Linked DNA regions of Homo sapiens: region 1 is linked to region 2. Evidence: read pairs that join two places in POLR2A ChIA-PET (ENCODE). Cell type or tissue: K562. All regions are shown on one strand. Each heading gives the region's core, and the rest is flanking DNA. Links, peaks and the distances in the headings are about the cores only. Region 1 overlaps ASAP3 (ArfGAP with SH3 domain, ankyrin repeat and PH domain 3). Region 2 overlaps HNRNPR (heterogeneous nuclear ribonucleoprotein R).

What was found. Peaks named below come from ENCODE experiments on the same cell type or tissue, not always from the same donor. Only the 100,000 strongest peaks of a DNase experiment are listed, where the experiment ranks them.
Region 1: POLR2A ChIA-PET joins it to region 2 with 5 read pairs; 4 of 35 experiments call an interaction of 5 or more read pairs at or near these places.

What each region holds. Positions count from the first base shown.
Region 1 is chr1:23,442,557-23,445,466 of GRCh38, forward strand. It overlaps ASAP3 (ArfGAP with SH3 domain, ankyrin repeat and PH domain 3), which reads right to left. Exons shown (of 25, transcript NM_017707.4): 6 at 1-56. Among named protein-coding and RNA genes, the nearest start is that of TCEA3, 19 kb to the left of the region's middle. RefSeq lists a silencer at 1,640-1,934. In K562, for the core only: no CTCF peak of the experiment used is centred there; a DNase peak (open chromatin) is centred at 1,756.
Region 2 is chr1:23,327,553-23,330,462 of GRCh38, forward strand. The region is part of intron 5 of HNRNPR (heterogeneous nuclear ribonucleoprotein R); the gene reads right to left. Among named protein-coding and RNA genes, the nearest start is that of HNRNPR, 15 kb to the right of the region's middle. In K562, for the core only: no CTCF peak of the experiment used is centred there; no DNase peak of the experiment used is centred there.

The DNA of each region.
Region 1 (2,910 bases), core at 279-2,778, 120 kb after region 2:
CCCCAGGGATCCCTCCTGTCACCCTGGCCCGATCGCGCTCCTTCTCCAGCTTGGCCCTAGACCCCAAGGAAAGAGAAGCCTGAACAAGTCTCACCAGCCCCTATATCCTCTTCTGCCAAGGATGCATGAGCAAAGGGGCCACATGGTGCAGGAGGCCCTCCTGTGCCAGCTGTGTGGTGGGGCTGGGTACAATGAACAAGACAGTTTAGGGAATCCACAGAGTGGTGGGGGAGAAAGACATGAATCAAATCACAGCCACGCAGAGAACTATGGGAGAGAAAATGGGGATCCAACCTCGTTGGGGCTAGTTGGGAAGTGATGTCTGAGCTGGGATCTGAAGCCTGAGAAGCTTGGAGGAAGCTACTGCTGGGCAAGAGGGATGGACCATGTGATGGCCCCAAGGCAGGAGCGAGTGCCAAGATGGAGAGGGCTGGTGCCAGCTAAGGTAAGGAGGTGCCAGACCATGCAGGGTCTAATTCACACCATGTTAATATATTCTTGGTCTTTATCCCAAGAGTAATGGGAAGGATTTGAAGGTGTTTATTCAGGGGGATGAAGGACTCAAACAAGGGCCAAGTGAGATTTGGGGCAAACAGTTCTGATTTTCCTGGAAAGGATTTAAGAACACAGGTGCCTTCAATCTTTTTTATTTGTATTAATTTTATAGATTCAGGGGGTACAAGTGCAGTTTTGTTTCGTGGATATACTGTGCAGTGGTGAAGCCTGGGCTTTTAGAGTACCCATCACCCGAATAGTGTACATGGTACCCAATAGGTAATTTTTCATCTCTCACCTATCCTCCCACCTTTTGAAGTCTCCAATGTCTACTATTCTGCTCTGTCTGTCCACATGTACCCATTGCTTACCCCCCTACTTATAAGGGAGAAAGAACATGCAGTGTTTGACTTTCTGTTTCTGAGTTATTTCAAAGTGCTTTCATTCTTCTGAGCCCATGGAGCTTCATACTTAAAGCTCAGAAAACCTTTGTTCTTTTATTTTCTTTTTCTTTCTTTTTCTTTTTTTTAGTGCAGTGGTGCGATCTCAGCTCACTGCAACCTCCACCTCCCAGGTTCAAGCCATTCTCATGCCTCAGCCTCCTGAGTAGCTGGGATTACAGGTGCCCACCTCCATGCCCAGCTAATCTTTTTTTTTTTTTTTCAGACGGAGTCTCGCTCTGTTGCCCAGGCTGGAGTGCAGTGGTACGATCTTGGCTCACTGCAACGGCATGATCTTGGCTCACTGCAACCTCGGCCTCCTGGGTTCAAGCGATTCTCCTGCCTCAGCCTCCCGAGTAGGTGGGAGTACAGGTGGGTGTCACCATGCCTGGCTAATTTTTTTGTATTTTTAGTAGAGATGGGGTTTCACCGTGTTAGCCAGGATGGTCTTGATCTCCTGACCTCAGGTGATCCACCCACCTCAGCCTCCCAAAGTGCTGGGATTACAGGCATGAGCCACCGTGCCTGGCCAACACCCAGCTAACTTTTGTATTTTTAGTAGAGACGGAGTTTCACCATGTTGGCCAGGCTGGTCTTTGAACTCGGGCCTCAAGTGATCTGTCCACCTCAGCCTCTGAAAGTGCTGAAATTACAGGCATGAGCCACCACGCCCCACCGTGCTCTTCTCTTTTTAAGTGGAGACAGAAAGCGCTTCCCATCCTTGTAGCTAAGAGTAACTGGGGCCTTCCCCCTCAGAGGTTGGCTGTTTTCCCTCTTTGGGGATGGGTGGATCTGTGTGTAAATGGTTTCCTGGAAATCCCACGCCCAGCAGACTACCCACTCACAGCCAGGAGAGTATTTCCACATCTCAGGCTGGGTGCATGTGACTCCAAATCCCATGTAAAGGAAAGGGCTTGCTTAATAGTTCTGCTCTCAAGTGGGGGCCAGCCCTGAGCAGAGAAGACAAAGACAGAGTGGGATTAATACAAACTCTGCTGCTTGCTGGCTGCATTTATTCCCCTCTCTGAGCCTTGGTCTCCTCATCTGGAAAACGGAGATTCTTATCTGTACCCAGATGAGGCACAGCATGGAAAAGACTCAGCACATAGAAGACACATGGCAGCTTTTACTGTAGGCCCCTCAAGGCCTCTGTTTTCCCATCTGTAAATGGAGGAAGCAATGGTCTACGGTAAGTTCTCAGGTCCCTTCTGACTCTAAAGTTCTGGGCCCTCCTGAGTAGGTAAGACCTCTGGGATAGTGTTCATATACAGAATCTGTCCCTGGGGACCTGTAGAGCAGTTTCTCAACCATGGAACTGATAACATTTTTGGCCAGATGATTCTTTGTTATGGGGGGCTGCCTGGTGGTTTGTATGTTTAGCAGCCTCCCTGACCTCCACCCACTAGCTGCCAGTAGCATCCCCCCAGCTGTGACAACCAGAAATGTCTCCAGACATTGCAGGCTCTGTAGGCTTTTTTTTTTTTTTTTAATTTTAAAGAGGGGGTTATTTTTTATTTCCTTAAGCTTTCTGATACCCCAAGCAAGAGTTTGTAAAGAGTGGTAGAAGTAGGGTAGGAACTGATCCTGTGAACCAGGCCTGAGGGTCAGGACAGACTTCTTTGTGAATCTGAAAAAAAGCAGCAGAGAGGGGAGGTGATGGCTGGGCCTGCAGCATCTCAGCAGCAGTGCCTGGCAGCTTGCTATGGAATTAGGGAGGGCTGGGCGTGGAAGCTTATGCTTGTAATCCCAGCACTTTGTGAGGCCAAGGTGAGAGGATTGCTTGAGCCCAGAAGTTCGAAACCAGCTCGGGCATCATGGTGAAACCCTGTCTCTACAGAAAAATTTAAAAATGATCCAGGCATGGTGGTGTGTGCCTATAGTCCCAGCTACTCAAAAGGTTGAGGTAGGAGGATCCCTTGAGCCCAAGAAGTCAAGGCTGCAGTGAGCTGTGATTGTGCCACTGCACTCCAGCCTG
Region 2 (2,910 bases), core at 206-2,705:
GGTGGCACAAGCCTGTAATCCCAGCTACTCTGGAGGCTTAGGCAGAAGAATCACTTGAACCAGGAAGGTGGAGGTTGCAGTGAGCGGAGATCACGCCACTGCACTCCAGCCTATGCAACAGAGTGAGACTCTGTCTTAAATAAATAAATAAATAAATAAATAAATAGTGATTATATGATTTTAAGAGGTATTAAATGTTAAGAAGAAGGAAAAAACAGAAAAAGGGGCTAAATGATGGGGCTGAGTTTTCACTAGGAGGGCTTCCCTACAGGGGTAAATTTGAGCTGAGATCTAAGAGAAAATTAAGTAAAAACCTGAGGAAGGTGAGGGGGCAGTGTCTCATGCCTATAATCCCAGCATTTTGGGAGGCCAAGGCAGAAGTATCACTTGAGGCCAGCCAGGAGTTCTAGACCAGCCTGAGAAACACAGCAAGACTCTGTCTCAAAAAAAAAAAAAAAAAAGAAAAGAAAAAAGAAGTCTGAAGAAAGAGCATTCCAAGTTGATGGAACAGGTACAAAAGGCCATGAGATGTGAGATGGGAGTACACTCAACATATCTGAAGAACAGCACACAGGCCAATGGCTAGAATGAAAGTGACAGTGGTGGGAAAACAGAGAACGGGGCCAGAGTAAGTTAAACCATGGTTAGGCATTTCTGCTCCCAGATGTGTTGGGAAGCCATCAGAGAGTTTAGAGCAGAAAAATGACTGGGTATGACTTATGTTCTAAAAGGTACATTTCAGCGATTGGGTAGAAAATGGATTGTATGGAGAAATAGGCTGACTGGTCAGGTGAACAGGGCAATCTGGGAAAGAGATGAAAAGTGGCTTGGTATAGTAGGGTGATAGCTATGAAGGTGGTAAGAATGTGAGCAACAGTGAGTTTTCGGTTATACTGGATTCAAATCTACATTTTAGTTACCTTGAGCAAGTTTCGTTTTTTGTTGTTGTTGTTGTTGCTGTTTTTGAGATGGAGTCTTGCTCTGTCGCCCAGGCCGGAGTGCAGTGGCGCCATCTCGGCTTACTGCAACCTCCACCTCCCAGATTCAAGCAATTCTCCTGTGTTGGCTTCCTGAGTAGCTGGGACTACAGGCATGTGCCACCACGCCTGACTAATTTTTGTATTTTTAGGAGAGATGGGGTTTCAACATGTTGGCCAGGCTGGTCTCGAACTCCTGACCTCAAGTGATCTGCCAGCCTCAGCCTTCCAAAGTTTTGGGATTACAGGCGTGAGCCACCGCACCCGGCCAAGTTTCTTAAGCAATGAGTCTCAACTTCCTAGTGTGGGTTGGGCATGGTGACTCACACTTGTAAACCCAACTCTCGAGGAGGCCAAGGCAGGAGGATTGCTTGAGCCCAGGAGTTTGAGACCAGGCTGAGCAACAAAGCGAGACCCTGCCTCTATAAAAAAATTTAAAAAATTGGCTCAGTGTGGTGCCATGTACCTGTAATCCCAGTTACTTGGGAAGCTAAGGCAGGAGGTTCCCCTAAACCCAGGAGTTTGAGGTTGCAGTGAGCTACGATTGTGCCACTGTACTCCAGCCTGGGCAAGAGTGAGATCTTGTTTTTATAAATAAATAAATATAGAAGAAACATCAACAAATCTGTGGCCAATAAAGTCCCCAATACTATAGTCACGTGAGTCCATGAAGAAACAGACCACGAATCGAAAACACTGGTTTATCTAAGAAACAGGAAATATCTTCATTTCAAGATCAATTTAACTTAGGACCTAAAAAGAATTTAAAAGGCTAAAGTTTTCAAAAACTAATTCAGCACTGTTCCTTTTAAAGTTTTTAAGCTCAATTTTTAATTAACTAAAATGAAATAGGAATACTTTCCTTTTATTAACTTTTTAGTCTCTGAGTCATTCTGGATCCATGTGAGCCCTTTCAGAGCAAGCACTCAGTCATCTTCAGGTAACCCTCCTCCCTTTTCAGAACCAACAGAATCTACTGAATACCACAGTAACATTTCTTTCTTCACTCACTGGCCATGAAGACCCAGAAAAAGTTTTAGCTGTCTACAATTTATCCATCAAGTACTTCAACAGTAATAAAGGAAGTAACCAAGTCATTCAACAGTCTTTTCTTTTTTTGAGACAAGGTACTTGCTCCGTCACCCAGGCTGGAATACAGTGGCACAATAACAGCTCACTGTAGTGACCTCCAGACTCAACTGATCTTTCCACCTCAGCCTCCCAAGTAGCTAGGGCCATAGCTGTGCGCATGCCACCATGCCTGGCTAATTTTTTATTTTTTATAGAGACAGGGTCTCCTTATGTTAGCCAGGTTGGTCTCAAACACCTGGGTTCAAATGATTCTCCTGCCTCAGCCTCCTGAAATGCTAGGATTACAAGCATGAGCCACCACACCCAGCCAACAGAGTCTTTTGGGTATCTATTAGGATTCTTATATTATCTAGCTCCTATTTACATTTGCTATCTTGCAAATATATCAGTTTCTCATACATAATACAATTCAGGTGCCACAAAGTCATATACTTTAGGGCTCTGTTAAATACACTGGGGTTCTGTGACACCACCATGAATAAACCAAAGAATGAGATCTCAATCTACCATTTCTTTTCATTACTCTGCAAAACATCAGTGGTAGGCTCTGCAAACAGATAAGAATTTATTATACACAGTCATGACCTCCAAGAATACTGCTTACATTAATGGAAACGAGTACAAACAGAACTTGGCCAGGCGAGGTTGCTCACTCCTGTAATCCCAGCACTTTGGGAGGCCGAGGCGGGTGGATCATGAGGTCAAGAGTTTGAGACCAGCCTGGCCAACATGGTGAAACCCCGTCTCTCCTAAAAATACAAAAATTAGCTGAGCATGGTGGTGCATGCTTGCAGTCCCAGCTACTTGGGAGGCTCAGGCAGGAGGATCGCTTGAACCTGGG